Linked DNA regions of Homo sapiens: region 2 is linked to region 1. A link is a loop called in an ENCODE intact Hi-C map of the cell type or tissue named here. Cell type or tissue: heart right ventricle. All regions are shown on one strand. Each heading gives the region's core, and the rest is flanking DNA. Links, peaks and the distances in the headings are about the cores only. Region 1 has its middle 34 kb from the start of CFAP161. Region 2 overlaps CFAP161 (cilia and flagella associated protein 161).

Region 1 (15,444 bases), core at 2,885-10,884:
ACATTGCGAGACACCTTGTCCCTACTTTCTGAGACAGAGGTTGGGCACGATGACCCAGAGGTGAGAGTTGATTTGGTGATTCTTGTGATCTGAATCTCTTCCATATGTCTAGTGTCAGCCCAGCTCAGGGAGCAGAGAACACGGGCAATCTGATACCTCCAGGAAGTCCAATGCTTCGTTGTTGCTAAAATTAGAACCAGGCTGCAGCTTAGATCAAGGCCATTCCTTTCCCAGCCTCACGGTGAGCTAACTCTTCTCCCTCCACCCTGCACCGTACAAATGTGCCGGTAATTATAGCAACATGAGCACCAGATGATTCATCTTGGAGTCTGGAGGAAAAAAGCAGAAACCAAGTTAGAGCTTTACAGAGATCCTGACCCTTATAGACAAGGAGATGAGAGTAGGCAAAAGGAGAAAACAAATGAGACAAGAGGGAAGGAAGAAGGAAAGAAGGAGGCAGAAACAATTGAAGAGAATTAACTTCTTAGCCTGGACAGGAACATGAGCGGAAGACCTAGTTAGTTCCTACTTACCCTTTGCGGCTGTGTTGGCAGCGTACCAAATGACTTCCCCAAGGACAGTGGTCCATTCTTTTTTGAAAAATAACTTCAAAAAATGAAATCATGATCTTTCCTGGTAATGCATTTCAGTAGCTTGCTTGTATCTGTGTGTCAGTACGAATGGAGCTGGAGCTAGGCTTGATCCCAGCTTTGATACAGATTAACCATGATCTCGAGCAATTTACCTAATTGTTTGCACCTCATTTTCTTTGTCATAAAACAGAGAGATCTACCTCAAAGCACGCTGCGCAGCTAAAATAAGGTCAAATATATGAGACTGCCTGGAAGGTTCACACAGGTTGGCCCAACCTAGGTTTAGCTGAAAACATATGTAAAAAAGATTGTCTAATCTAGGTGGTCTTTGTTTCTGCCTCTGGGGATCTTAATTTATCATAGGTATCCATTTCTGAGGTTGTTCTGTGGTAGTTTCTTTATCCTATATTTCTCTAATCATCCACTAGGTTTGCATGCAGATGGCAAGACTAAAAGTTCCTTTCCCTTCTGGTTGACAATGGAGTGGCAGTTAGCTTTTTAGGAGCTACCCTATCTTGAGCCTGTGCTGTCCAAGCTCTCTGTGCCATTTCTTCTGCTGTACGAGGGGATAGATCTGTCCTGCAGGGCTGTTGTGGAGATTAAAAGCAATATCAAATGTGAAGTGCCTAATATAGTGGTAGATACATAATAGATGCTTAGGATGAGAAATGTTTAATAGGATGAGTTATTAGGAATTTTAAACATTAGTTATTTACGCCTGTAATCCCAGCACTTTGGGAGGCCGAGGTGGGCAGATCCCCTGAGGTTAGGAGTTCAAGACCAGCCTGGCCAACATGGTGAAACCCCGTCTCTACTAAAAATACAAAAATTAGCTGGGTGTGGTGGCGGGCGCCTGTAATCCCAGCTACTCAGGAGGCTGAGGCAGGAGAATTGCTTGAACCTGGGTGGCAGAGATTGCAGTGAGCCAAGATAGCACCATTGCACTCCGGCCTGGGCAACAGAGTGAGACTCCATCTCAAACAACAACAACAACAACAAACAACAACAATAAACATTAGTTATTTAATTAGTAAATTTGCTGCCCTGGATTTTTAAGCAGAATAAGAAAACTATTTTTCTCTCCCCTGCAAGGTCCTTTGATGGTCATGCCTTAGTGTTCATGAAGACTGGACTTCCTCTCCTCAGTGGGAGTGATACTCCCCTTGGCCCACCCCGTCCCCTTAGCTCTTACCTTTTCCTGGCACTTTGACCTGACTTCCAACTTCTAGCACCTGTGTCTTTCTTTTATCCTTTTTGCTTGGGGACTGGGGACTTTCCTAGCCACCTGAGCCCACTCTGTCCCCACATGGTTGGAAGTGCTTAGGAATTCGTACTCTTCGCCAGCAATCTTCAACCAATGACTGGTGGGAGCTGGTGGATAAATACCCCAAATCCCTCCCTCCTCAGGTGGGATACAGTTGAGGTTTGTGTTCTGTGTTACCTCCCAGAGTTCCCCAGAGAGATGAAGCCCCAGTTGCCCACAGTGGAAATTTATGTGATGAGGTGCCCTTTGTAGGCTCCTTCCATTCCCCGTCTCACTTCCCTCCGCCCCTACTAGGGTCCTGGGATCGCTTCCCATTCACCTACTTACACTCATTCCTTTTCTCAGAGTTGGCTCCTTGGAGAATTCAACCAAGAAGACTCCAGGGAAGGCTTTGCTTTTGAAAATTAAAGACTCTGAAGGGCAAACTTCTTCTACTGTGTGAGGGGATAGATCTTCCCTGCAGGATGGATTAGCCAAGGGCTAGGGGTTGCAGGTTAATGCAGTGAGAAGAGGGAAATGTCTCAACCCTAGATGATGGGACTTGGATCCCAGGTAAGGAAGCAGCTTCAGATTGATTGGGAAGGAGACCAGGGCACAAGATCACATGCCTTCAAGGGTCAGAACCTCCCAGGGGATATATGTGTGGGTGTCAGTGGGGGACTTGGCATAATATACCGGTCCCTTGAGGCCTAGAGCAAGGTGCCAGGTGGCCAGGTTGGGAGGAAAGGCACAACTGATGGAAGCATCTCACCACTGCAGAGGACTTACCCTGCTGGATGAGTATTTGGGCAAGCAAGAGGGTTTCATCCAGAACCTCACTGTTAGACAGTTGGGGAATGGCTAGTATGCAGTAGTGGCTTTGGGGGAAACAAGAAAAAAACAACAGAAAGATGCCCCCACACAAAGAAACATTGTTTTTGGACACCTATCAGTTGCCTAGATTTCTCTATGTTTGGTCATAGGGAAGAATAGTTGATTTTGGACTTCATGCCAATCCTGGCATATGGAGAGATTAAAACACACCTAATTTCTTTTGGGGAAATACAAGCCTCAGTTTTGTTTTTCACACACACACACACACACACACACACACACACGAGACAGGTTTTTTTTTGAGACAGGTTCTCGCTCTGTCACCCAGGCTGAAGTGCAGTGGCGTAATCACAGCTTACTGCAGCCTCAACCACCAGGGCTCAAGCGATCCTCCTACCTCAGACTCCTGAGTAGCTGGGATGACAGGCATGCTCTACTACACCTGGTTATTTTATTTTTTTGTAGAGACAGGGTCCCACTATGTGGCCAAAGCTGGTCTCAAACTCCTGGGCTCAAGCGATTCTCCTGCCTTGGCCTCCCAAAGTGCAGGGACTAAGACATGAGCCACTGTGCCCGGCCTATGCCTCAGTTTTGTACTTGACTGCCAAGCTCTTCACACTCATAACACCATTCTTATCATTGTTGTTGTTAATAGTAGTAATAATCATAATGGTAATGATAAGAACAATGGGTTGAGGTTTTGCACTCCTGGTGAGGCAGGACTGAGCTGCATCTTTAAGTGACACTCCCTGCACAGTGGTTCTGGTGCCCTCACTTCCGGTGGGCTCCATTTGCAGTGTGTCTTCAATCTTATTGATTGGATGTGTTGAGCAAAATTCAGAGAAAGTGCTTCACAGAACTGCCCTGGCGGGGCTGCAAAATGGCCACACGAGGCTACCCAGAATGAAGCTACGACTTCTAAGCGGGGAAGGGAATACAGAATTACTCTTCCTTCTGGGCATCCTGGCCGCCCCCTCCTCTGACCTTGTGATGCTCTCTCTCTGTCTCGCTGTCTCTCTCTGACCTCTCCCTTCCCCTGGCACTGACTGATAAGGACAACAGAAGTCTGTTTTTGCCAACCTCATGAGGTCTGTGGTGGCCTAAAGTGACTGTGGGGTCTTGACCCTCAGGTCTCACTAGAGTCAGATATACTGAGAGACCAACTTCCCAACCAGAAATAACTTCAGAGAGACAGGACCAGGCTTCCGGAGTCACAGGACTGAGAGAGACTGAGCCAGCTATTTCAGGAGGTCTTCATAACAGCAGACACAAAAACGGAAGACTGAAAACAGAGAGAGAGTTCTTTCTAGACATAAAAGTCTCAAGCTGAAAACCCTGGGGCTATCTCAGCATCAACTCTTGGTGAGGCGCTGCTGTTCCTCAGGTGTGTGGAGACCCAGAAGACAAGTGCTCCCTCTTTTATGCAGAGACAAGCAGCTGTCTTAGAACTGATGATTAGGCTGTGCGCGTGGCTCACACCTGTAATTCCAGCACTTTGAGAGGCAGGTGGATCACTTGAAGTCAGGCGTTTGAGGCCAGCATGGCCAACATGGTGAAACCCCGTCTCTACTAAAAATATGAAAATTTATCTGGGCATGGTGGTGCATGCCTGTAATCCCAGCTACTCAGGAGGTGGAGGCAGGAGAATTGCTTGAACTCGGGAGGCAGAGGTTGCAGTGAGCCGAAATCACACCACTGAACTCCAGCCTTCCAGCCTGGGCAACAGAGTGAGACTCTGAAAAACGAAACAAAACAAAACAAAATACTGATGACCACAGGAATTATATCTGTGTAGCCACAGATGCGAGCCCTTGGGCGTAAGTTTCTCTCTGTCAGTCTAGGTTCTTCCCATCATAAAGTAAGGAGGTCAGTTGAGATGGTCAGCTCCCACCTCTCCTTCCTGCTTCTGAAACTCACAGATGGATACCCCAAGGTGCCCACGTTCTGATTCAGCCCCACCTGAGGCTGGTTCTTTTCTGTCATCTTGATAGTCTTAGAATTCAATTTTCCTGGGGGTCTGGTGTTACCATTATGAACTATCATTCCCTAGGACTCTTTCACGGCCTTCCAAGACACCTATTAGCCTCTCCTTTGAGGCTAACCAGGCTTGGGCATCCGTCCTGATGAACAGGGGGCCCACTGATGTCATCCCTGTGGAGGGACAGACACTGGCTATTGTGGACACAGAGCTCTGCCTGCCTCAGCCCACACTTGTCCCAGCTTTCTGCTTGCTCCCTGCCTCTTCCTGCCTTGAGGTGTTGCAAGCTAGCCACCAGGATCCGTAAAGGAAATCTAGACATGGCTTTTATTTTTTAATTTTTTTTTTTGAGATGAGGTTTCCCTATGTTGCCCAGGATGATCTCAAACTCCTAACCTCAAGCAGTCCTCCTGCCTCAGCCTCCTGAGTATTGGGACCGAAGGCACGTGCCACCATGCGTGGCTAATTTCCTTTTCTTTTCTAGAGATGGGGTCTTGCTATGTTGCCCAGGCTGGTCTCGAATTCCTGGGCCCAAGAAATCCTCCTGCCTTGGCCTCCCAAAGTGCTGGGATTATAGAAGTGAGCCATTACACCCGGCCTGGAGGTGGGCTTTGAGATCGGATATTAAGCAGACTTACACCAACTTTTCTTTCTTTTAGGTTCTCAAGGCATCTCTTACAAATGTAGAGAAAGCCCTGGCTATGGGCCACGTCTCATTTCCTTGCAGAAACCCCTTCTCTCTGAAATACGGTGGAATGTAAGAATTGCCCATCTGAAGACCTTTGTGTCCTTTTCCAACACTGCTGTTGGAGATGCTGCTCATTGTGTGACCTCATGTCTGTTATATAAAGATCCACTTGATAAATTTCTCCTTAAACACAGTGCCAGGAAAATTTTCTTTTTCCAATCGGATTCCAAAGTTATTGTACAATGAGAAGTATATGAGCCAGTGTGTTTCCCTTTTATCCAGGAAACTCAGTGATAAATCCAGGGTTTAACTGTAGTAAACAACATCCCAGGTGCCTTGAAACGTATTGTTCTCTTTTTACTCTAGCTCATTGGTCCTTGAGTTGTGTTCTGTTTTTAATGTTTCCTTAGACTCCTTTGGGAAATAGTAAGGTGTAAATTTTCTCCAAAAAAAATCCATGCATACAAGCACATATACATGAGACAGATGGCCTCTTCCTGTCCCTTTCTTACCATCACCACTGCTATGTCCCCAGCCCAGGCTAAATGCCAGGCACTGGGAATGCAGTGATGAAAGGCGCTGCCTGTGAATGATTCATGGTTAGTCTATTGCAGGGATAAGCTGGCACAGAAAGAACGCGAATGTAAGGCGGAATAGGGTCAGTGCCGACATCAAGGAACAAAGAAAAAGCTAGAGGGGTTCAGAAGGAGAGCAATTGATTCTGCAAAGAGACATCAGAATGTGGAAGCCTTCTGGGATGGAAGGGAATTTCAACTGGACTGGGAAGGATGGAAAGGATTTTGAAGGCAGAGATAGAGGAGGAACATCTCTGACTGAGAAAACAGTTTGAACAAAGACTTGTTCTGGAAAAAAAGTAAATCGTCCTCCACATTTGGCAAAAACACTAACTGAGTTGGTTGGCAGGTAGGATACATGAAGGAGACAGTGGGAACTGAGGATAAGATTCTTTCACATGATATCTATTTTGCAATTTATAAATGGAATTTGGGTTCAAGCCTGTAGTCCCAGCTACCGAGAGGCTGAGGGAGGAGGATTGCTTGAGCCTAGGAGTTCGAGACCAGCCTGGGCAACAGAGCCAGACCCCATTTCTTAAAAAAAAAAAAAAAAAAAGATCTTGGGTTCAATATGTCCTTTTGTTCAACAACCCTGTGAAGTAGCAGAGGAAATAGGATTATTTCCTGTAATGGATCAGGTAACCCGGTTACAGGGCAGTTAATTCATTCTAAGTGACACAGGCTGTAAGTGAGAAAACCAGCACCAAATTTCACACTAATTTTACTACATTAAGTTTCATCTCTGGAAATCAAGAAGAGGTTTGCAGGGCCAAGCTAGTTGAAGCTCACCGTGGACTAAGAATCAAAGTTGGTTTTTTTTTCCTTTCTTTTCTTTTCTTAAGAGGTGGGTGGGGGTGTTGACAAGGAGGAAAGGGAGGAACCCACAAATGTAATTTCAGCAACAGTTCCCTTAACAACGCCCGCAGATGGATGAATTTCCGCACAGTCTGGTTCTCTGTTCCTTTTCTGTTCCTGAAGAGAAACAATTGAGGGAGTGAGGGATATGCAGTGATGTTTATCTTTCCAGCTCTGAACTTTCAAATTCTGGAATCCCCCAGGGTTGGGGAAGGGTGGGTGTAGTCACTTCCCACCGTTGCAGAGGGATGGGAGATGTAGCAACTCCTGTTGGGGCATGGGGCGGGGTGTGTGATTTCCTCCCAAATCGGAAATTTATCTCCCGAATGGGAGGCTGCAGAGAGTCATCAAGGACTTATCTCCAGGAGCAGACACCAGAGAGGAGCCCTGCCCAATCCTTTACCCCAAAGGGGGCGTGCTTAGCCCGAGGAGGAAGAAGAGGGTTTCCAGCTAAGAGTCAGCACCAAGGGCACCCGCTCTCATTCATGTGTCAATGAAGAATTCCTGCCAGACTTCCAGTACTGTCCTCGACCATGGGCAGAATCCCAGCTGCCCCTCCCAGAACACTCCATGCCACTGGAACTCAGGAGCGCAGGTCAGTTCTGCAATTGAAAGCAAAGGGGAATTTTGGTCCTTTCCTTGGATTGAGTCCAGAATTCTGGGATGAACAGCTCAGCTCCTAGAAATTATGCTCTGGAATTTCCAAAAGCTCAACAAATAGCCCCAACATGCAGGGTTGTCTGTTGAGATGAAGCATCCTTTTACTACCCTTAGAACATTACAACAGGAAGGAAGTCCCATCCCTTTTTTATAGATGAGGAAACTGCAGGTTAGAGAGGCTAAATATATATTAAATCAAGCATATTAATTCTAGTATTTAAATTTTCTAAGTGCTTATTTTATTTTAAATCTGTTTTATTAGACCTAAAGGTAGGTAAATCTTCCTCTCCTACTATCTTCCTCCTCACGTATATTTCCAAAGGTTTTTTTTCCCTATATTTATACAAGTAATTAGCTTCCGTCCATTTGTTTCATCACCTATAAAATAGGAATGATCTTTGCCTCATAGATGCATGAGTATTAAAGTACATAAGATAATACATGTACGGCATTTAAAGCAGTTTGCAAACACTCAATAAGTGTTATAAGAGGAGAAAATTTCCACTTAAAACTTCTTCCACCTTCTCTGCCTGTCTGCATCCCAGGTTTTTGGTATAGTCTGGGACTTTTGACAAAGTTTAATGCTCGTTACCATACTGATGTATTTTTTTTCTCCAAGAATTATTTAACATCTGCATTATTTTGAAACTGTATTCATAATACTTATTTCATCTTAGTTCTAAGTTTAAATTATTTCAGTGCTGATTATCTGTCCTACTGTAATACAGTCTTCTATTATAGAGTTCTTTATTTTGACGTACAGATCAACTGCATAGTATTTTTATGGAAAGGTACGGCAGAGGCATATTGAGACCTTACAGATACCTTAGAGTGTCTTTCTATTGCTTTAAATAATGAACAATGGATGACTTCTTGGGGTTTGAAATCTTGCTTTGCAAACTTTCCCCCTCAGAATTTTATGTAGCTGCTGGAGTACACTGAGGCTAGCTCCATTTTTCTTCCATTGCCTACAATTTTCTACATGCCTAGATAATAATAGGCATCTTCCTTTATCCTTGAAATAAAAAAATTATCTACTTTTTATCTCTTAAGAATTCTCATTCTTAACAAAAAGAGGTTTAAGTTGGCCAGGTATTTCCTTTTCCTCTCTCTCTCTCTTTTTTTTTTTTTTTAAGAGACACAGGCTCGCCATGTTGGCCAGGCTGTTCTAGAACTCCTGGGTTCAGGCAATCCTCCTGCCTTGGCCTCCCAAAGTGCTAGGATTACAGGAGTGAGCCACCATGCCTGGCCCCAGAATATGTCTTTGTGTCATCCTTTGGTCCTCACTGGATTTGTCCTCCTGCATGCTAGTAGCTCCTCTCATTTTCCTCCAGGTAGAGGGCTGGCTGGTTAAGTCTGTGTTACTAGTTCAATAACTTGGCCACCAACTTGGCTGGCTTGAGGAAGGAGTTTAGAAAATCCCTAGATGTGTATGCTTGGTTTTGTTTTTGATAATGCTGCTTTACTGGGGCAAACATTCCACATCTCATTTCTGATCAATCCAGCCTTCCTTCTGTGAATGGGTCCTGGCAAGGTTGGCAATGGAAATATTTAACAACCTGCCCTGACTAATCAGGAATAGGCAGAGGTAGTGTTGAGGCAGAGGCCTAGAAGCCCCTCTTGTGCCAAATATTTACCCTTTGTTAAATAAAGGTGGTGGTGGTGGCTGGGTGCCGTGGCCTGTCATCCCAGCACTTTGGGAGGCTGAGTCTATTGGATCACCTGAGGTCAGGAGTTTGAGACCAGCCTGGCCAACATGGTGAAACCCTGACTCTATTAAAAATACAAAAATTAGCTGGGTGTGGTGGCAGGCACCTGTAATCCCGGCTACTTGGGAGGCTGAGGCGGGATAATCACTTGAACCCGGGAGGTGGAGGTTGCAGTGAGCTGAGATCACACCACAGCACTCCAGCCTGGGTGACAGAGTAAGACTCTGTCTCAAAAAAAAAAAAAAAAAAAAAAAAAAGATGGTGGTGGTGGTGGGGTGATTCGTGAGTGATCTGAGAGGGAGAGGCTGGGAATGTTATTATAGTAGGGAGCATGCAGGAGGCTCTGGGCAATAGCTCTTTGCCGACCAGCATGGAAGTATAACAATGCATTAACACTCAAAGAGCCAGCCAGTGCATCTAGTGATGTCAGACTGAAGTCCAGCCCACAGTGTCAGGGACAATTCCTGTGGAGCTGGCCCCCAGGTGCTCTGTCAGTGTCTCTACTTGCTGTTGTCCTCTGGCAGGGATGCTTTGCAATGCTGTTTGATTGCAATGACATCCCCCCAAACTCAGAATCAGGATGGTTGTCTGACATTCTCCAGGAATCTAATCATGTGCCTGGCCAACTGACCTCACTACCTCACTGCAGACTACACCACCACCCTCTTCCAGGACAAAAGGTGTAGCTCTGAGGGTACACTTGGAGACGGCAAGTACCATCTGTAATATTGAACTGAGATTGGCATTTAGTTGTTATTGAATTTCATCATTCCCTGGAATTGAGCCAAAGAGTGGCTCTATCATGTGGCAGCCAAACTGTTAGGAGAATGGTGCCAAGTAGTGCAAATTTGTTCAGCACAAATAGCAATTGTGCTCAGAATATTCTCACACAAGGAGAGGATCAGGAAAAGAGTGGTTCTGATCTAGGTCCCTGAGCTGCTGGGTGAGGGCTGGGTCTGAGAACGTATCAGGACCAGGCCACGTTCACGTTTTCTAGGCCAGTTCCAGCACAAGACCTTTTGCAGAAAATTCAAGGGGAGGTGATCTATGCAGAGTGTTATGTAAATCCAGTCATAGAAGTGGGTCACAGGGCCCAGTGCTGTGGCTCACACCTATAATCCCAGCACTTTGGGAGGCCAAGGCCGGGAGATTGCTTGAGCCCAGGAGTTCAAGACCAGACTGGGCAACATAGCAAGACTTCTGTCTCTACAAAAAAAAAAATAAAAAATTAGTTGACGTGGTGGTGCACATCATTTCAGCTACTTCAGAGGCAGAGGTAGAAGGGTTGCTTGAGTCCAGGAGGTGAAGGCTGCAGTGAGCTGTGATTGCATCACTGCCCTCCAGCCTGGGCAACAGAATGAGATCCTGTTTCAAAAAAATTAAAAAGTAAGCCACAGATATTTTATAGATATGTGTATTTCTTCTGCAGAGGGCAGGCTGGTATCTGTGGCAGGCAAACCCAAAGAGACACCGGCTTAGCTTGCAGATACCTCAAGCCCCAGGACTCACATGCCAGGACAGATGATAGGACAAGAAATGTAGTTGATGTTGGATCATTACGTTGGGTATTAATTTGGAAGGGAAGAATTTGATCTATGGGGTTGAATCAATGAGGAAGTTTTATAGACATAGAACATCCAAAAGATTGATAATAAAGGAGGATTTTGGAGAGTCTGCCAGACAAGCCTTTAAAATGTACCTGGGTTGAAAGACCAAATATCTTAGCCTCACTGAAGGGCAGCCGCTGGAGAAAGAGAAGACCGAGGAAGCACATGATGATGATGATGATGATGGTGATGATGGGCAACTTTTATTGAGCACTTAGTATGAGCCTGGCACTGCTCACGTCAAATTTATATGTATTAACTCATTAACTCATTTACTTGTTGCAGTAAGTGAACAAAATAGATAGTATTACTGTAGTGTTGTGATAAAGACTGGTTTTCATCTATGATTCCTGGCTCATAACTCCCATAACACAAGTTACAGGCTTTTGTTATAATGCTGGATGTGTTTGGCCTCAGGAAACAGAATCTCCTGCCCTCCTTTCACTTGCCCCAAGGCAGGACTCTAGTCTTTCCCCACCCTTCTGATTGGAGTCTCAAGATCCTCCCCAGGGAGGATCCCACCCTATATCCTGGAGAAAGGATTGGGGACCTTATGAACCTTCCATAAAAACTCAAGAGGAAAACAAAAAAAACCCAAGAGGACTGTGAATTTGGGGAGCTTATGAATAGAATAGCTGACCACCTGGAGGTTCCTGGAGGGTGGTGTGCCCAGGAAGGGCATGGAAGCGCCGCGTCCCGTCCCCCATAGCTCGCCATATGCATTTCTTCACCTGTATCCCTTGCAGTACTCAGTATAATAAGCTACTACCTGTGTTTACCTGAGTTCTGTGAGCTGCTCCAGCAAATCTCAAACCTAGAGGGGATTATGGGAATCCCAACTTGAAGCCAGAAGGTCACATGCTCTGGAGGTCTGAACTTGCAACTGGTATCTGGCTTGAGGGGTAGTCTTGGGAACTGAGTCCTCAGTCCATGGGTTCTGACACTATCTCCGGATAAATAGTGTTGGAATGAATTGGAGGGCACCTAGCTGGTGTCCGCTGCTTGGTGAATGGGGGAAAACCCCCTCATGTTTGGTCACAGATGTCCTCTTCTATGTTGATGGTTATTGTGGTGGTATGAGAGGTGAGGAAAAACATGATTTCAGAGAGTTTTTCCCTAAATAATTACTATCCCCATTTTCCAGATGGGAAAATAGAGGCACAGAGAGGAGAACAAAAACTGCTCAAAGGTGACAGAGCTAATAAGTGATGGAGCTGGTTGTCAAGTGCTTTTCCACTAAAGAAAAAGAATGGGCAGCCTTCTAATTAAGTAATGAAAATCAAAATTTTTTTCTGCAAGGCAGAGAAAGTAGCAGTAGAATTCAGCATGGAAAACAGGGACTGGTTCAGTCAAATGCTGCCAGGAGGCATCCACAGACAGGAGCTTTTAGCCAACTTCAGTTTTCGCCTTCAATTTTCCCTCTAGTGCAGTGAAGCTGGGAAGAGACTAGAAAGCTGTGACAGTGAGCATGGGGCAGTAGGGACTGCTTCCTAGGCCTTACCCAGGTCGTCTGAACTGAACAGGAGCGGGCCAAAGTTCTGGCAGCTACTTTAAAGACAGCAAGTATTCCACAAGGAGCTGCAAGGAAGGTATCCTCTCCCATGAGTGGGACTTAGGCTGTGCCAAAGGGATATGGTATCCAAGGGAGTTACAAGGCATCCTTTTGATCTTATTTGGAAGGTTCTAGAAAGATTGCATTTGGATCTCACAGGCTGAGGAAATATATAAAAGAATTCTTTCCAAATATCTTATATCTAAGTCTTAAGTTATTCCAATCTGAAAGTGTGGAAAAATCATCCCAAATGCCACTAGTCAGAGGTTATTTCCAATCCCAATCTGGAAAACATTCTTCCAGGCATCCCTGTAGGCTTCTATACATGGGTATAAAATTTTACATAAATGGCACCTACTGTATATGATATTCTCTAGTTTGCTATTTATATGGCATGTTGGTTTTCTAGGGCTGCTGTAAGAAATTGCCACAAACTTGGTGGGTTAAAACAAGGGAAATATATTCTCCTATGGTTCTAGAGGCCAGAAACCTGTTACCAAGATTTTGGCAGGGTTGGTTCCTTCCGGTGACTCTGAGGGAGAATCTGTTCCATGCCTCTTCTGGCAGCTTCTGGCGATCCTTGATGTTCCCTGTCTTGTAGCTGTGTCACCTCAATTTTTTGTCTTTCTTTTCTTTTCCCTCCCTCCCTCCCTTCCTTTCTCCCCCATACCTTTCTCCCCCCTCCCCTCCCTCCCTCCCTCCCTCCCTTCCTTCCTCCCTCCCTTCCTTTTTTCCTCCCTCACTCCCCCTCCTCCTTTCTCCCCCACCCTCCCCCCTCTTTCTTTCTCTCTCTCTCTCCTTCCTCTTTCTCTTTCTTTCTTTTTCTTTTTTCCTTCCTTTCTTTTCCTTCCTTTCTTCCTTTCTTTCCTTTCCTTCTTCTTTTCTTCCCTCCTTCCCTCCTTCCTTCTTTTCCTCCTTCCCTCCTTCCTTCCTTCTTCCCTTCCTCCATTCTTCCCTCACTCCTTCTCTTCTTTCTTTTCTGAGACGGGGTCTCACTGTGTCACCCAGGCTGGAGTGCAGTGGCCCAATCACAGCTCACTGCAGCCTTGACCTGCCAGGCTCAAGCAATTCTCCCACCTCAGCTTCTGAGCCAAGCAGTCAGTGGCCACTGGAGAGGTTGGTTGGCAGAAGTGGAGGGATAGCAACTTATCTGAGACAAATAGAGGAGGGTTTCCTGCAATTCTGGGGAAACTGAGACCTGCCTATTGCAGCAGCTCATGACTAATGTATTAACACTTCCGGGCTGCTATGAGATCCAGATGGACAGGCATTTGAAGGCTGACGCAGGCAGAAGATTATTAAGTCCACGTGATGTGCAAACACAGGTTTTGGAGGATGGGTAGCTGTGTATTTCCAGTGAATAAAATTTATGATAATATGAGTGTTTGTACTGTACTACAGATGGTCCCAGGAGTGTGAAAAAGAAACTGAACAATTCACTGATGTGGCAGGTGCTTTCAAATATCCCCTTGTCTATCAGGCATTGTCGCTGGGGCTAAGGCTATGTCGATGAAACAAAAAGACCCCTGTCTTTATGGGGCTTACACTAGTCCAAGTTGCTCATTGCTAAGAAAAATTGCCCATAATAGGGATTTGCAGAGAAAATGCAAAGTGTCATGAGAACCAGGGAGTAGCAGACAGCTTAATCTGGGCTGGGGATGTTGCTGAGGGAGATGACTTCTAAGATGGTCTTGATAGATGAGTAGAAATCACACGGAGAAGAAGGGTCTTGAGAAAGTAAATTCAAATAGAGTTAAAAGCAAGGGCAAGAAAGACATAGTTTGGGGGAGTCTCAAGGATTTTGATATTTTTAGAACATAATGTGAAACAGGATTATTTGCAGGAGTGAAACCTAAGACTATTGCAAGTAGACAATAATTTAATAGGCTTCCGACATCAGACTGACGGGGTTTCACCGTGTTAACCAGGATGGTCTCGATCTCCTGACCTCATGATCCGCCTACCTCGGCCTCCCAAAGTGCTGGGATTACAGGCATGAGCCACCGTGCCCGGCTGGCTTTTAACCTCGGTGTTTATTACAGTGAGAGAAGATGTATCATTAGTTCCAGAAGCAAAGGTTTACAACTCCCTTTGGAATCAGAGACCCACTTGTAAACTGGAGTCTTCTGAACTGAGCCTGGAGAACACCTTGCTGTCACTGCATCATTTTTCTAGTCACAAATCAGAAGCTGTACCCACGAATTGCCACATGAGGGCACACTTGCCCAATTATGAAATTAAACACGCTCTTTCAAAGGTCAGGGAAGCCCTTGTCCTAAACATTTCTTCTGGATGAGACATTACTTTTGAGCATGAGAAACAGCCCAGTGTGGCTGTGTGGTGGCTCAAGCCTGTAATCCCAGGACTTTGGGAGGCCGAGGCGGGTGGATCACTTGAGCCCAGGAGTTCAAGACCAGCTTGAGCTACATAGCAAGACCCCATTTCTACAAAATATTTAAAAATTAGCCGGGCGTGATGGTGTGCACCTATAGTACTAGCTTCTCAGGAGGCTGAGGTGGGAGGATTGCTTGAGCCAAGGAGTGCAAGGCTACAGTGAGCTGTGATCACACTATGACACTCCAGCCTAAATACAGCAAGACCCTGTTTCAAACCAACCAAAACAAAAAACAAGCCCAATGCGACTATCTAAAACCTGCAAACATCTGCTGAATGAGGTGCCTGGAGGAATTTGAGCAGAAAACTGGTTCCCATTCTTGGTCTGCTGTCAGACTTTTCATAATAATAAGCAGTAGTATTTACCGAGTACTCACTGTGTCCTAGGTACTGTGCCAATGTGTCACACACGTCATCTTACATACATATCCACACTCATCATATAACGTGAGTGAGGTTATTTCTCCATTTTACAGATGAGGCAACTAAGTCATAGACTGTGATTCCACCCAAGGTTTACACAGCAGGTGAGTGCTTGGTTCTGCCATTTGGATTGAGAATATCTGACTCCAAAGCCTGTGATTTAAATTACAGAGGCTGGGCACAGTGGCTCATGCCTGTAATCCCACCACTTTGGGAGGCCGGGGTGGGCGGATCACCTGAGGTCGGGACTTTGAGACCAGCCTGGCCAACGTGGAGAAACCCCATCTCTCCTAAAAATACAAAATTAGCCAGGTGTAGTGGCGTGTGCCTGTA
Region 2 (15,444 bases), core at 4,962-12,961, 56 kb after region 1:
GTGTGGCAAAGATCTTCTCCAATATAACTTTGAGTGATGATTTCATCATACAGATATCTACAATAATGTATTTCATCCATCCATTATGGTTTGGCATCTAAATTTTTCTGTGTCTGTGTGTGTATAAATATATATACAGTCATGTGTCACTCAATGATGGGGATAAGTTCTGAGAAATGCATCATTAGGCAATCGTGGTCACCCTGACAATGATTTTGTCATTGTGTGGACATTGTGAAAGGAAAATGAATCTTGGGACCTAAACTCACTATGTCAAAGGGAAAGTCAGGCTGGGAATGGGGTCATGCAAACCTGCCTCCCATTTTGCTCTTAAATAGGATAGCTACAAATATATATATATATATATATATATATATATATATATATATATATATATATATTTAAAAAGCTACATACATCCCTCACAATTTGCCCACAAGGAAATTCCTTGTGGGAAGATCTTTACCTTAAAACAGTTATGTGGAATGTTACCCTGACAATGTAAAGTGGTAGCTTATCTTCACAGTGTGGGACAAAGGACAGAACTAAAAAGTCATCCTTCCTCTCACCTGAGACAAAGGCATATATGAATGCTCCCTCTGCCCTGTGTTTATTTCATCTTACGTAAAAATGCAGATTCACCGAGCACAAGACGAATGCATAAGTAACTATTCCTCTACCGCCCTCTCACATGTAAAATGTGTATTTGGTGAACACTGACTGAAAACTCAAAAGAACGCAACTGCTTGCCTCTTTTATTTACCCTCCTTTTTTGGTTGTTGTTGTTCTTTCTTTCTTCCTCTCCCCCCCAGTACCCGCTCTTTTCACTTTAAATATTGAGGTCCCCGGACCCTCTTCGGGAAAAAGCATGGACCACCGATTTTTCCTGTTGGCCTGTGTTCTTTTTGGTGGACGCATCTTTGACCTTGGCAAATAAACCTCTTAAAATAATTGAGACTCGCCTCAATAATTTTCTTTGATTTATACATCATAAATGTACTTACACAAACCCAGATGGCATAGCCTACTACACACCAAGGCTACACGGGATAGCCTCGTGTTCCTAGGTGTACAAACCTGTAAGGATGTTACTATACTGAATACTGTAGGTAACTGTAACACAGTGGTAAGTATTTGTGCATCTAAACACAGAAAAGGTACAGTCAAAATAGGGTCTTACGGTCGCATAGGTGGTCCTTTGCCAAATGAAATGTTGTGAAGTGGCACATGACTGTGAATATATATAATTTTTTTCTACTAAATTGAAATAAATGTATAGTATAATCCCAAATTTTTGCTTTTAGGTAAGCTTTTCCCTAAAAGCAAAAAAAAAAATGTTTAGAATGCTAATAACACATTTTCTTTATCTGTTAAGGCAAATGCTAAAATTCTCATCAATCACTGTCACACAAATCGGGGACTGGCAGCCCACCGGCATCTTTTCTTAAGGTATTGTATTTCAGGGTACAACAAAATGCTGTGATTGGGGCTGGGGGCCATGAATATAAGCAAAGAAGCTCAATTGATAGTGTATGGCTGCACATACAAAAAATGTCCTTTGCTGATGAAATACCGCCACATAGAACTTCAATGGTGTGAAAAATCCTATTAGAGCCCCTTCTTTTATACAAATCCTACCCCTACAAGAGGACTTTGGTTCTAATGGGATCCTACTGGCCTAATCTTTGCCCAAATAAGGTGTAACCTCCCTGCAAACATGTCCCATTTTAGAGATTCCCTAGGGCTTTATCTAGCAATCCGCTTCTTAAGGTGCTTTCGAGATTAAATTATTAATAACAGCTTATTGAGAGTTGTTATTCAATTTCAAACCACAACTGATTCTCTCTTGCTCCAGCACCTATTTTGGAAAGGAGGCTGAGGTTGTAGCTCACACATACCTGGATTCACATAGAGTTGAGAAACCAAGGAACCACTGGATGTTGGTTACTGGGAATCCCAGGGATGCCTCGTCCTCCATGTTGGATCTGCCCAAACCACCCACAGAGGACACTCGAGCCATGGAGCAGGCCATGGGCCTTGACACGCAGTAACACGCCAGGCACGTGCATGTTTTCCCTGGTCCCGCTCTCATCAAATGTAGCTTTAAAAGAAATTAACAACCTTGGTCATGCCTCAAGCTATTTTTGAATCAGATGTGGGACTCTCTGGGCACTATATTAAAATAAAGATTACATTAAGATTATTGAATTTGTGGTGGGAGTCTAGGGCTGAAGAAAAACAGCTCTGGAGAATAATTAGTATTTGAAAGTGACAAACAATAGCCTTTTGTTGATAAACAAATTCTGAAGAACTCAGCTTCCTCTACTTATATCCTTCATTGTCTACAAGGACAGTGCGTTACTTTTTAAAGTTATGTCTATGTAATAAAGCTGTTGGACCTATACTGAATTTTTGGTACCACAGTTTCCCTCTTGAATGTACTAAAACACAAAAAACTGACAGCTCTGAGCTGTGGCCTTACCTTGGAATTAAACATTTCCACCTTTGTAAAACATCCTATTTTTGTTTCTACCTTTGGCTTTCCAGGTCAGGACCTCTACCTGATCAGTAACCTATTATTTTGTAATGATTTTTAAGCTGCAGAATCTCTACCTTGTCTTTGAAACTGGCACATTAGTTGTGGCACCCATGTGATTAGATAGTTCCTGACAAAATAAATGTATGTCCTTCCATGTATTTGTTCATCTGTTCATTCCTCATTGAGTGCCTGTGATGTGTAGGGTATTATAAAGGGATGTAGGGTTTCCAAGTCTTATAGATACAGGTAAACAGGCCGGTTCACAAATATGTATACTGAGAGGTAGAACATGGGCTGTAAATGTGTTTTAAATAGATGCAGTTTCAGTCAATGCAGACTGACCCTCTTCAAGAAGGCAAGCATTTTCCATCAAGTACTGCAGGATTTAGGGCAGTGGTTCCAGCCTTGGCTATGCGTTGCATTCACTCTGGGAACTGTAACAATTACTGATTCCTGGTCTGAGCCCAGAAATTCTGATTGAATGGTCTGGGGTACAGCCTGGGCACTGGGCTTTGTCAGTGTTCTTTAGATGGTTCCCATGTGCAGCCACAGCGAAGACCCACTGTGTTAGGAGGTGGAGGAGGAAGCAGTGGTTCCTTAGGGTGGTCAGAGGAGGCTTTCCTCAGCAAGTCTCTCTGGCTGCACATTAGAATCTCCTGAAGAATACTGAAAAGCCCGCGGCCCAGGCTGCACTCTGGACCATTCAATCAGCATTTCTAGGGTAGGACATTAAAAAAATACAGATGCTTGGGCCCACCCCAGAGCTTCTTATTTTATTTGAAGTGGAACCCAGGTATTCGTATTTTTAAAAACTCACTAATTTATTTGATTTAAATTTAATTAAAAATTTTAAAAACATTTTTAATTTTTAATTTTTGTGGGTACGTAGTAGGTGTATATATTATGCGGTACATGAGATTTTTATTTTATTTTTTTTTTTTTTGAGATGGGGTTTTGCTCTTGTTGCCCAGGGTGGAGTGCAATGGCACTATCTCCGCTCAACACAACCTCCGCCTCCTGGGTTCAAGCGATTCTTCTGCCTCAGCCTCCCGAGTAGCTGGGATTATAGGCATGCACCACCACGCCTGGCTAATTTTGTAGTTTTAGTAGAGATGAGATTTCTCCATGTTGGTCAGGCTGGTCTCGAACTCCTGACCTCAGGTAATCCACCCACCTCCCAAAGTGCTGGGATTACAGACGTGAGCCACCGCACCTAGCCATGAGATGTTTTGATACAGGCATGCAATGTGAAATAATCACATTATGGAGAATGGGGTATCTGTTCCCTCAAGCATTTATCCTGTGTGTTACAAACAATTCAATTACACTCTTTTAGTTATTTTTAAATGTACAATTAAGTTATTGACTATAGTCACCTGTTGTGCTATCAAATAGTAGGTCTTATTCATTCCTTGTAACTATTCTTTTTTGTGCCAATTAACCAACCCCACCTCCCTCTCAGGTCCCTAGTACCCTTTCCAGCCTGTGGTAACCATCCTTCTACTCTCTATGTCCATGAGTTCAATCGTTTTGATTTTTAGATCCCACAAATAAGTGAGAACATGTGATGTAAAACTTGCTAATTTATTTTAATGTGCAGTCTGGGTTGAGAACCTCTGGCTTAGCTGAGAGTTAGGTCTGCCTGTGTGTCTCCAAGGGGTGAGACCAGGTGGGTTTGGGCTTCAGCTGGGGAAAGACATTCTTTAACAGTGTGAGCCACCTGAAAGCATCTAAACCAATTTCAGTGCATTCTTGCTCCTACCGTAAGATATCCACGGAAAGCTTCAGACAACATCAGGGCTCTTGATCCTTTCCTAAGTGATCCTCCAATGGCTTCTTGACTGAACACCGAGAGGTTTCCACCAGATGGAAAGTCTTGACTATGAGTTTTCCAGGTTTTTGGCACGTTGAACAAAGAATTGAACAAAGTGCACAAACAGAGCAACACAAAATGCACAAAGTGACAAAAGAATGAAGCAACGCCATAAGCAATACAAGCACAGATTTATTTAAGTGAAAGTACACTCTATAAAGCACAAGCAGGCTTGGGCAAGAGGCTCAAGAGCCCCGATTACAATGTTTGTTAGGGTTTAAACTAAGCTAGAAGAATTTTGGTAACACCCCTTGGTGCCCTGTGGAGGGTTACACCTTATGAATAATTGGCCCACGACCAATCAGAGGCTGAAGTGGAGACTTGGCCCATGACCAATCAGAGGCGGAAGTGGAGACTGCCCGCAGCCAATTAGAGGCTGAAGTAGAAACTTGTTGTCTTGTTATCACAGGAGTGAGGTTGTGGCCTCTATGCTGCCTAATCTTGCCTAGAACCAAGGACTGGTGCCATATCAAGGGCTCAGTGTTGGTCACTGCTGCTGGTAAATTGGGCACTTGACCTGTAGCCAGGTCAGCCTTGGTGAGTGGAAGTCCATGTTGCTGAGCCCATGCCTTAACCCTTGGTTACCCTAACTCCCTATTCTGTCTCAGTTTTAGTGTAACCAGGAATTAGTGCCACCGACCAAGTTCGCACTCAGGTAATCAGTGACTGACTACAGTGACTGCTGGGGGCGTGACTGCCGCCTGGCTGACGGTGATTGTGAAGCACTTCATTTTAATGTACACAGACAGAGTTCAGAGACGTTAAAAGATGGAAAAGAGAAGTCTGTACTTCTCAGAATAGAAGAAAGACAATAAATAACTAGAAAGTGAGCACCTACATGCATCACCTCGTGTTATTTACAAATCAGTATTTCTACCTTGGGTCTGTTGTGCACCTCAAAATTATAAAGGGCTTTTATACTCATTTTCTTATTTAATTTTCACTACTCTCTGGGGTTAGACCAGGTCTTGTTCTTTGCTGTTTATCTCCATTTCCTGGGAAATATCTGTTAAGTGAATGAATGAATGAATCAACAGATGAATGGATCCGTAACTTTTACAGAGGAGCCAGGCTTAGAGATTTGTTCAGGGACACAGCTCCTAAACAGCAGAGCTGGGGCAGGACCAAGTCAGATTCTTCTATCCCTTCTTCTGGACAAGGGCCTTCTAATCTAATTTTTTTTCTAATTCTTTGTTGTGGTTGCTTTCCTGTGCATTATAAGATGTTTGCCAGCATCCCTGGCCTCTGCTCACTAGATGAAGTAGCACCCCTCCACTCATGACAACACAAAGCGTCTCTAAACATTGCTAAATGTCCCTGGGAGGGGTCTGCTATTTAAGGACCAATAGTCTAGACCTACTTCTAGCTGTTTTTTATTTGCCATTTATAAAGGATGCTGTAAAATGGGTATTTATCTCTCTCTCTCTCTCTCTCTCCTTCCTTTTCTTTCTTTCCTTTTTTTGTGTCCTATAGAGATTAGAATATGTGGTCTCTAACATGACTTCCAGATATATTAATAATCTGCTTTTAGCATCTGAGCTGGACTTTGATGGAAACTTAGAATATTGGCAGGGGGAGACTGGCTCTCCAGGATGCAGCCGCTGTATGGACCTGTGTACAGTGACTTTGGCACACAGCACCTCTGCAGCGACCTCCAGTGTGGGGCACAGAGATGCTCATTGAGATGTGAAAAGAAGAGTTTAGAACTCTGCGTATATCATTATTTTATCCTTTAAAGTGCATTAATGTGTGTGTGCTTTATACGATCCAAAATAGTTTTTATTTTTTACCTTTAAAAAAGTTTATCTTTTTATTTTTACACTTCATTGTGTAAAATTGACAAAATATTAGTTTTTTTTCTTTTTTTGAGACAAAATGTTTTTAAATGTACATGACATTTTAGCTTAATGGGCATGAGTAAAATTTATTAATAGAATTACATATAAATGTATGTGTGTAGCAAATACCCAAAAGGATTGCTTATTGGGAAGGGTGCACAATCACAAATTGTGGAGAGCATCCTGCGTGCTGTGTGCAGTCATTCATTATACAGAAAATGCCACTGAGTCACTTGCTGCAACGATGCCTGCACAGCTTTGTCCTGAGTCATGGACAATGGGCTCCTCCCAGCTCTAAGGTTCACTTTCTTTCAATTGAACAAATGTTTATGAATTGTTTGACAGTAAGGAACAAGGTAAGGACTCTGCAAATGCAAGAGAGAGGGAAGAGGAGACCATCTGTGTGATTACGCACAGGCCATGCTGAAATCCCAGTAGAAGGACCGCATTACTTATACCTGGAGTCCAGGGAAGCCTGCCTTCAGATGACACTTGAGCTGGAAAGGACACACATGGGAAGAGCATTCCAGGCAAAGGAGACTGCGTTTGCAAAGGGCCAACACCTCTCCTGGGGAGAAGTGGGGACTGGCAAGAGACATTCAAAATGGGCTGTGTGCTGGTACACTCAGCATGGCTATACTGGCTGTTAAAATACGATAATGTCTCCAACCTGGTTGGAAAATAGCTACTGACTCAAGCCCCTAAAGTGCCCCCTGTAACCCTGGCACCTCCCTGGAGACCCTTGGATTTCCCTACAACCAGCAACTAAAGGGTTAATGTTCAGCCCAATGGTGGGGCCTGCAAGACCCTACCCCACCATGGTGCCTGGAGTTTGTTTTATTTGGCTAATATCCAGTGATACTCAAGAAAAACTATAGAGGTGGTTAACTATTTTGAATATCACTCTTGGCTTCATGTATCAATTATCGAACTTGAATTTGATCTTGAAGGTGATGGTCAGCCTGTGAAAGGCTTTGAGGAGGAAAGTGTCATGATTTTACTTTAAAAAGATGATTATGGAGGCACGGGAGGAGGAACTGATGCGGCTTTGAACTAAGGCAGTGTCAGGAAGCACTGGGAAAAGGGCATGGGTTAGAGAGAGGCCAGGAAGAGAGAGACAGGACTCTATAGCTTGGTGGGTATAAGGCCAGGAGAGAAGGAGAAGGTGGACACTCAGATTTGGGGCACATGCCTCTCCCTGAGATTCAAACCCAGTAGGAAAAACAGGTGCACAGGAAAGGTGACAAGCAGTCATCTGGGAATGTCTGGTCCCTGAGTGGAGGTTGTTTTGGTGTGGATATAGCTGCAACCCACCTACAGTGCTGTCATCTGCTAGGCTGTTTGTCTCTATCACACTCACCTAAGTCTTGGGTAACTGATAGCAAATACAACTTTGGGATTGAAGAGCACCTTTAGCATCCTGCCAGCGGGAGCAAGGAAGAAACCAACGAGCCCAGTGGCTAGGGTTCTCCATGTCCTAGCTCCAAGAACTTCACCTTTGAGGGCTTCTGAGAGGACTGGATATGTTAGCTACGCAAAAGCAGGTGCCCACGTGTGAAAGGGCCTCTGTTGCTCCCCCTCCACCTTCCTATGAATTTAATATGTGTACATCCCAGTCAGTAAGTGAGTTCATCTTTATCACATTTGGTTCCATACCTGGAGGAGGACTCGACTCCTTTCCCATATACAGTAGACATTTTTGCATTCAACCAGATCCAGCAGACATCATTGACTATTTTATACCAGGTCTTGAGGTAGACACTGGGGATCCAGTGGGGAGTAAATGTGTTCCTACCTTTAAGGCTTCCACTGCAGAGAGGGTCAGAAGGGAGATGAGACATTGAAGGAGGTAGAGGGGTCAGAGTGTGGCAGTCTATATTAATATATGGAGCATTTGGGAGCCACCACATATTTTTGAGCAAGGGAGAGATAGGACAGGAAAGGAAGGTTAGTCTGGGAGTGAGGGGTATGAGGTAATTGAAGGAGGTCATTTGTGAGTCTGAAATTACAGTTGGTGAAAGCCCCCAAAGGCTTAAACCTGAGGAGAACAAAGCTGAAGTCTGATTAATGGGTTTTGGCAGATTTTTTTCCCCAATATCCCTTCAAAGGCAAAAAATAATAGAGACACTGTTTTTTCCATTAGTAAATACACTCAACGTCTCCTTATTTGTCTGTAGCTGTTTCAAAAGAAAATAGCTTTGTTTTTAAGAGCAACTGTGTAGGCCCCGGTGTAGCTCATGCCTGTACTCCTAGTACTTTGGGAATTTGAAATCAGTCTGTGCAACATAGAACCCATCTTTACAAAAAATTAAAAAAAATTAGCCAGGTGTGGCGGCACATGCCTGTAGTCCTAGCTACTTGGGAGGCTGAGGTGGGAGGATCACTTGTGCCCAGAAGTTAGAGGTTACAGTGAGCTATGGTAATGACACTGAACTCCACCTTGGGCAACAGAGCAAGATCCTGTCTCAAAAGAAAAAAAAAAAAAAGAACTACAACTATTTATAAGTATTTCTATATTTGATAATAATTCAATATAAATTCAGTTATCTTGAAGACTTGGCGTAAGGAGAGCCTGGCTAAATTACTGGGTTCAATTCCTATGGGGAGATGATGTCGCAGAGAAGTCAATTGGTTAATATATAAGGAACTCCTACAAATGCAAGATAAAACTGTAAACACCCCATTAGAAAAATAAGGCAAAGGCTTAAACTGGCAACTCTAAAAGAAGTAATTCGAGGATCCAATAAACATTTCAAAACATGTTCAAATGAAGACAGCAATGAGATACCATTTTCCTTTCATCTGATTGGATGGCAATGACAGAACCATAGAGTGTCAGAACCTACAAGGACCAGCTGATTTGGCTTCCCCGGTCATTTTACAGGTGAGGAAGATAGGCCCAGATAGGAGAAGGGACCCACCTAAACCCAGGGGTTAGACAGAGGCAAATTCTGAACAGATCCCCCTCTGGTGACAGTGTCTGCTGAGAAGTCGAGACTGATGAACCTTGAAGAGGTTTTGCAACCTGGAAGGAGGCCTGGTTTCTGTCCTGCCAATTTGATCTTGCAGTTTTCCAAAGTGGCCACGAGATGTCAATGTTAATAATGCTAACAAGTCAACACTTGCAGTTGCTCAAATATTGAGCTTATTGCAAAATACGAGGGGGTTTTCAGTTTTCAAAATGTACATTCTAAGAGGGGAAAAACCATAAAAACACTGTGGTCAGAGTATGAATTCAATGTTTTTTGACTTTATAAAGAAAACCGTGTATTAGGCACGTGTAAAACCTGAATAAAACAGCATTCCTAGGGTTTGCGACAAAGGAAGTTCAGGTTAGCCTACAGCCCCTTTGGGACTTTTTATAAACATTGCATCTGGAGCCTGGAGGTCCCTCCAAGAAATTGTACCCTAAACCCCAGGTCCAGGGGTCCTGCATGATGTGCCGAATAGTGATTTCAAAGCCCTCGCTGCTACTTACCATCCTCAGCTAAGCCACTTTGCCCTCGTGAAGCCTCAGTTTTCTCTATAGGATTACTAGCTCCCTCTCAGAGTTGTTTAGAAGATTAAATAGAACGAGACAACGTATTTGAGAGAAGCAGGAGGAGATCATGGTTCTGAGTGCTGGCTCTGGGATCAGACAACTCAGTGTGGACACTGTTCGCTTCCCAGCTGCATGTCTTTGGAAAGTCATTGCACCACTTTGGGCCTCCATTCCTTCATAGGTTAAAAAGAGGGCTAAAATATTACCCATCTCTCAGGCTTCCTGTGCAGATTAAGTGGAGTTGTGTGGTTAAGCACTGAGCATCCTGTCTAGAACTACGTCAATAAGAATAATAATTGTCAAGACTGCTTGGGTCTCTTGTATGTATCTCTGCCTTGCATTGCTGCATTCTAATTTTTAAATATTTGTCTCTCTTCCACTTAACTATGAGCCCCTCAAATACAGATGCTGTGGGTATACACATATGATTTTAATATCCGCATCCCCCATGTTCAGCCCAGGGCTTGGCTCATACTGCTAAATGCTAGTTCTTCCTTCTCCCTCATTTTACAGGTAAATGAAAGCTTGGAGAGGTGGACTGATTTGTCCAGTGGAGCACATGAGTTAGTACTTCCTCTCTTACAGCACTTGTCACTCTGAATTGTATGGTGTGTTTACCTCTGTCTACCATGCTTGACCATAAGCTCCCTGAGGGCAGGAAAACTTATCCCAAGTTATGTCTCCAGGGTTAAAATACCATCATTAGCATAGCTAACATTTATTGAGCACGTACTATGTGCCAGACACTCTTCTAAGCATTCTTTTTCATGCATTAACCAATGTAATTCTCACGTATAACCTGTAAGCCAGGTACCATCATTATCTGAGTTTTACTGGAGTAGAAACTGAGACATGGAGAGATTAACTTACCCAGTGTTGCACAGCTGGTAAGTAGGAGAGCCAGCCACTCTGAATCTGGGGCCAGAACACTTCACCCGTAACTTAACCTCTCAGGCAGAAATCCTTCATGAATTTTTGTTGGCTAGAATTGAATCAGTAAGATTGGAGATTGAGCAATACTGTAGTGTATCATGGGGAGTGACCCTAGGTGTGCCCTCAAGTTCCATGTTGAGACCTGCTTCAAATGTACCATCCAAAGGTGACAGGAAGAGCCATGTCTGCAGGGAGAACGTTCTGCAGAACCATGTCTGAGTGAGTGGGAGGGAAGGAGGCAAGGTGCCAGGGGAACTGCTCAGCTCAGGTACCATCCAGTCTTGGGGAGCAGGGAGCAGTGGTGAGGACTGTGGAGGAAGCCTGGGAGCTGGGCATCCCCCCATCCCTGCTATGAGTCTATGGTGGGACCGCAGTTGTTTGTGAAGGCATGGGTGAATCTGGAGGACATTAAGTGAAATAAGCCAGACACAGAAACATAAATACTGCATGATCTCACTCACATGTGGAATCTGAAAGAGTCAAACTCCCAGAAGCAGAGAGTAGAATGGTGGTTCCCAGGGACTGGGAGGTGAGGGAAATGGGAAGATATTGTTCAGAGGATACAAACTTTATACGATTAACAACTTCTAGGGATCTCATGTACAGATCCACGTGGGTGATAAGAGATGTGCTATTTGGTTTGATTGAGCACTCCTAGGGTCACTCCCCATGATACACTACAGTATTGCTCAATCTCCAATCTTACTGATTCAATTCTAGCCAACAAAAATTCATGAAGGATTTCTGCCTGAGAGGTTAAGTTACAGGTGAAGTGTTCTGGCTCCAGATTCAGAGTGCCTGGCTCTCCTACTTACCAACTGTGTATCATTGGGTAAGTTAACCTCTCCATGACTCAGTTTCTGCTTCCGTAAAAACTCAGATAATGATGGTACCTGGCTTACAGGTTATATGAGAATTACATTGGTTAATGCATGAAAAAGAGTGCTTAGAAGAGTGTCTGGCACATAGTACGTGCTCAATAAATGTTAGCTATGCTAATGATGGTATTTTAACCCTGGTGACACAACTTGGGATAAGTTTTCCTGCCCTCAGGGAAACTTACACAGTGTATATTTATATCAAATCATAATGTTGTATACTTTGAATGTATACACTATTTGTCAATTAAATTTTTTTTTTTTTTTTTTTTGAGATGGAGTCTCGCTCTTTCGCCCAGGCTGGAGTGCAGTGGCGCGATCTCGGCTCACTGCAAGCTCCCAGGTTCACGCTGAGAGGTGACAGTGTGCTGGCAGTCCTCACAGCCCTCGCTTGCTTGCTCTCGGCGCTTTCTCTGCCTGGGCTCCCACTTTGGCAGCACTTGAGGAGCCCTTCAGCCCACCGCTGCACTGTGGGAGCCCTTTTCTGGGCTGGCCAAGGCCGGAGCCGGCTCCCTCAGCTTGCAGGGAGGTGTGGAGGGAGACGCGCGAGCGGGAACCGGGGCTGCGCGTGGCGCTTGCGGGCCAGCTGGAGTTCCGGGTGGGCGTGGGCTTGGCGGGCCCCGCACTCGGAGCAGCCGGCCGGCCCTGCCGGCCCCGGGCAATGAAGGGCTTAGCGCCCGGGCCAGCGGCTGTGGAGGGTGTACTGGGTCCCCCAGCAGTGCCAGCCCACCGGTGCTGCGCTCGATTTCTTGCCGGGCCTTAGCTGCCTTCCCGCGGGGCAGGGCTCGGGACCTGCAGCCCGCCATTCTGAGCCTCCCACACCCCCCGTGGGCTCCTGTGCGGCCCGAGCCTCCCCGATGAGCACCGCCGCCTGCTCCACGGTGCCCAGTCCCATTGACCACCCAAGGACTGAGGAGTGCCGGCGCACGGCGCGGGACTGGCAGGCAGCTCCACCTGCAGCCCCGGTGCGGGATCCACTGGGTGAAGCCAGCTGGGCTCCTGAGTCTGGTGGGGACGTGGAGAATCTTTATGTCTAGCTCAAGGTTTGTAAACACACCAATCAGCACCCTGTGTCTAGCTCAGGGTTTGTGAATGCACCAATGGACACTCTGTGTCTAGCTACTCTGGTGGGGCCTTGGAGAACCTTTATGTCTAGCTCAGGGATTGTGAATACACCAATCGGCACTCTGTATCTAGCTCAAGGTTTGTAAACACACCAATCAGTACCCTGTGTCTAGCTCAGGGTTTGTGAATGCACCAATCGACACTCTGTATCTAGCTTCTCTGGTGGGGCCTTGGAGAACCTTTGTGTCCACACTCTGTATCTAGTTAATCTAGTGGGGACGTGGAGCACCTCTGCGTCTAGCTCAGGGATTGTAAACGCACCAATCAGCACCCTGTCAAAACAGACCACTGGGCTCTACCAATCAGCAGGATGTGGGTGGGGCCAGATAAGAGAATAAAAGCAGGCTGCCAGAGCCAGCAGTGGCAATCCGCTCGGGTCCCCTTCCACAAGAAGCTTTGTTCTTTTGCTCTTTGGGTCCACACTGCCTTTATGAGCAGTAACACTCACCGCGAAGGTCTGCAGCTTCACTCCTGAAGCCAGCGAGATCACTGAGCCCACCGAGAGGAACGAACAACTCCAGACGCGCCACCTTAAGAGCTGTAACACTCACCGCGAAAGTCTGCAGCTTCACTCCTGAGCCAGCGAGACCACGAACCCGCCAGAAAGAAGAAACTCGGAACACATCTGAACGTCAGAAGGAGCAAACTCCGGACACGTCGCCTTTAAGAACTGTAACACTGACCGCGAGGGTCCGAGGCTTCATTCTTGAAGTCAGTGAGACCAAGAACCCACCAATTCCGGACACAACGCCGTTCTCCTGCCTCAGCCTCCCGCGTAGCTGGGACTACAGGTGCCCACCATCGCGCCTGGCTAATTTTTTTTTTTTTTTTTTTGTATTTTTAGTAGAGATGGGGTTTCACCATGTTAGCTAGGATGGTCTGGATCTCCTGACCTTGTGATCCGCCCACGTTGGCCTCCCAAAGTGTTGGGATTACAGGTGTGAGCCACTGCGCCCGGCCCATTAAATACTTTAAAATAAAAAATGTCTTAAGAAGGTGGTTCTTAGTTCCCTGAGCACCCACAGGTGCCTCAGCACCCCTGGAAACTCAGTCGCCCGCCACATCCCTCCAGCCCGGACGGACAGTGCATGGGACTCGTCTCCCCAGCTCTGTCAATGGGTAGTGGTTCTCCGGAGCCCTGTGCTGAAAAAGATTAGAGAAATGTCCAGTCTCTGTGGGAAGAGCATTCGAGATGCCCTCTTGTGTCCAGGAGGGGATCGTGGGCCACATGTTAGCTTGTCCTGCCCAGGCCCTCCCTTTCTGATAAACCCAAATTCTTGCAGCTTCTGCAGGCCTCCCTGGGCAGCCAGGCTGGCATTGGGGTTGTGGGCTTTGTCTGGGGAGCTGAGAAAAACAGGCGGATCCCCCCAGGACTCCACCCTAGAATACTGGCACTATGCGTCCCATGCTCTAACTCACGCATGCAAGTCATGCATGAACACTCTGCCTCCCTCCCACCCAGAAGGAGCTGGAGATGGTGTCTCCTGTGGCCATCCCTAGCTGCTAAGCAAGTATCCTCCCTTCCTCCATCCCTGCATCGTCTCTGTGCTGTGTTATTGTTGGCTGACATGGACAAGGTTGAACATTTGCCAAACATCTGCTCACGTCTCCTGAATGTGCTCCCAAACAGACGGGCAGGAAGCAGCACCACCCTTGAAATGCACTGCCAGGGCCTGTGAGCTGCCACACCAGGACACTGCCTGGCTTGCTTGGGGCTGGCGGGATCCCCTGAGCTGAGATCTGGTCTCCCTTTGGGAAGGGTGGGAGAATGGTGAGAGAAGCATCTTGGTTTTACATCCTTCCTTCCCTCCAAGTAGGGATAATGCTATGGGTTAGAGACATTCAACAGAGGCCTGCCGCAGGTGGCTGGAGATGGAAAGAGGAGGAGGTTAGGGTCCCCCTGGGAGACAGAGGGGAGGGAGTGGCCTCTACTTCTGGGATAGAGATGGGAAGCAGACAAGGATGTGAGTGCAAACAGCTCATTTGAGAGGTGATATGAGACAGGAAAGAGAGGCAAGTCAATAAAAGGTGCTTTTTACCAAGCAGGTAGCACTGGGGGCAGCTGGAACTCCATACCACTACAGAACCTGAGAGGCAGGATGTGCCTCAGCAAAACCCCACCTGAGGGGTGAGCACGTGGGGAGATTTGCTTCTCATCTCACATCTGTCTTTGATTGAGGACTGCTCTGGGGACGGGAACTCCTTGGCTTTTTTGTCCTGCTGCAGGGAGTGGGCTGAGAGAAAGCCCTAAGGGGAAGCCCCAGGTACTTGCAGTAGGAAGCCACAGAGGAAATTTGGGCAGGACAGGACAGTTCCTGTTACAAGTGGCAAACAAAAGTCGAAGATAAAGGGTAGATGGGGGCATGGACCCGTTGCTTATTTCTCTCCTCCTCTCTTCCTGTGTCTTCTTTTTCTATTACTCTTAATGGTTACTTGCTCACCTCTTCTCTCTCCTCCCCTGCCCGTCTCTTCCCTGCCACTTCTCCTATCTCCCTTTCTGTTATCTCTCTTTCCCTATGTACCTGCCTCTCCTCCTTTCTGTTTTCCTTATGTATCCCAGACATGGAACAAGCAAGTAATGGATTGATAAAGTGCCTTCATTCCTACCGCCCAAGCAGGGGCCCTTTAGTCTAGTCCCAGGGAGACGCTTCCTCCTGTCCCCAGGATGAACGCTGCTCCACTGGTCCCTTAGCTGGTAAAGTGATCTTGGACCACTT

Evidence for each region. A loop is a pair of places that touch in the nucleus more often than their neighbours do. Peaks named below come from ENCODE experiments on the same cell type or tissue, not always from the same donor. Only the 100,000 strongest peaks of a DNase experiment are listed, where the experiment ranks them.
Region 2: a loop joins it to region 1, with 2.7 times the contacts of the local background. A loop is called at or near these places in 26 of 110 quality-filtered maps.

Annotation. Positions count from the first base shown.
Region 1 is chr15:81,092,161-81,107,604 of GRCh38, forward strand. It overlaps a transcript of CFAP161 not described here. Among named protein-coding and RNA genes, the nearest start is that of CFAP161, 34 kb to the right of the region's middle. In heart right ventricle, for the core only: no CTCF peak of the experiment used is centred there; DNase peaks (open chromatin) are centred at 5,911 and 7,181; H3K4me3 peaks cover 777 bases; H3K27ac peaks cover 5,069 bases.
Region 2 is chr15:81,146,483-81,161,926 of GRCh38, forward strand. CFAP161 (cilia and flagella associated protein 161) reads left to right here. Exons shown (of 7, transcript NM_173528.4): 6 at 1,376-1,449; 7 at 1,856-2,697. The coding sequence ends at 2,051. Among named protein-coding and RNA genes, the nearest start is that of CFAP161, 20 kb to the left of the region's middle. In heart right ventricle, for the core only: a CTCF peak has its summit at 9,340 (motif pointing right); a DNase peak (open chromatin) is centred at 9,276; H3K27ac peaks cover 328 bases.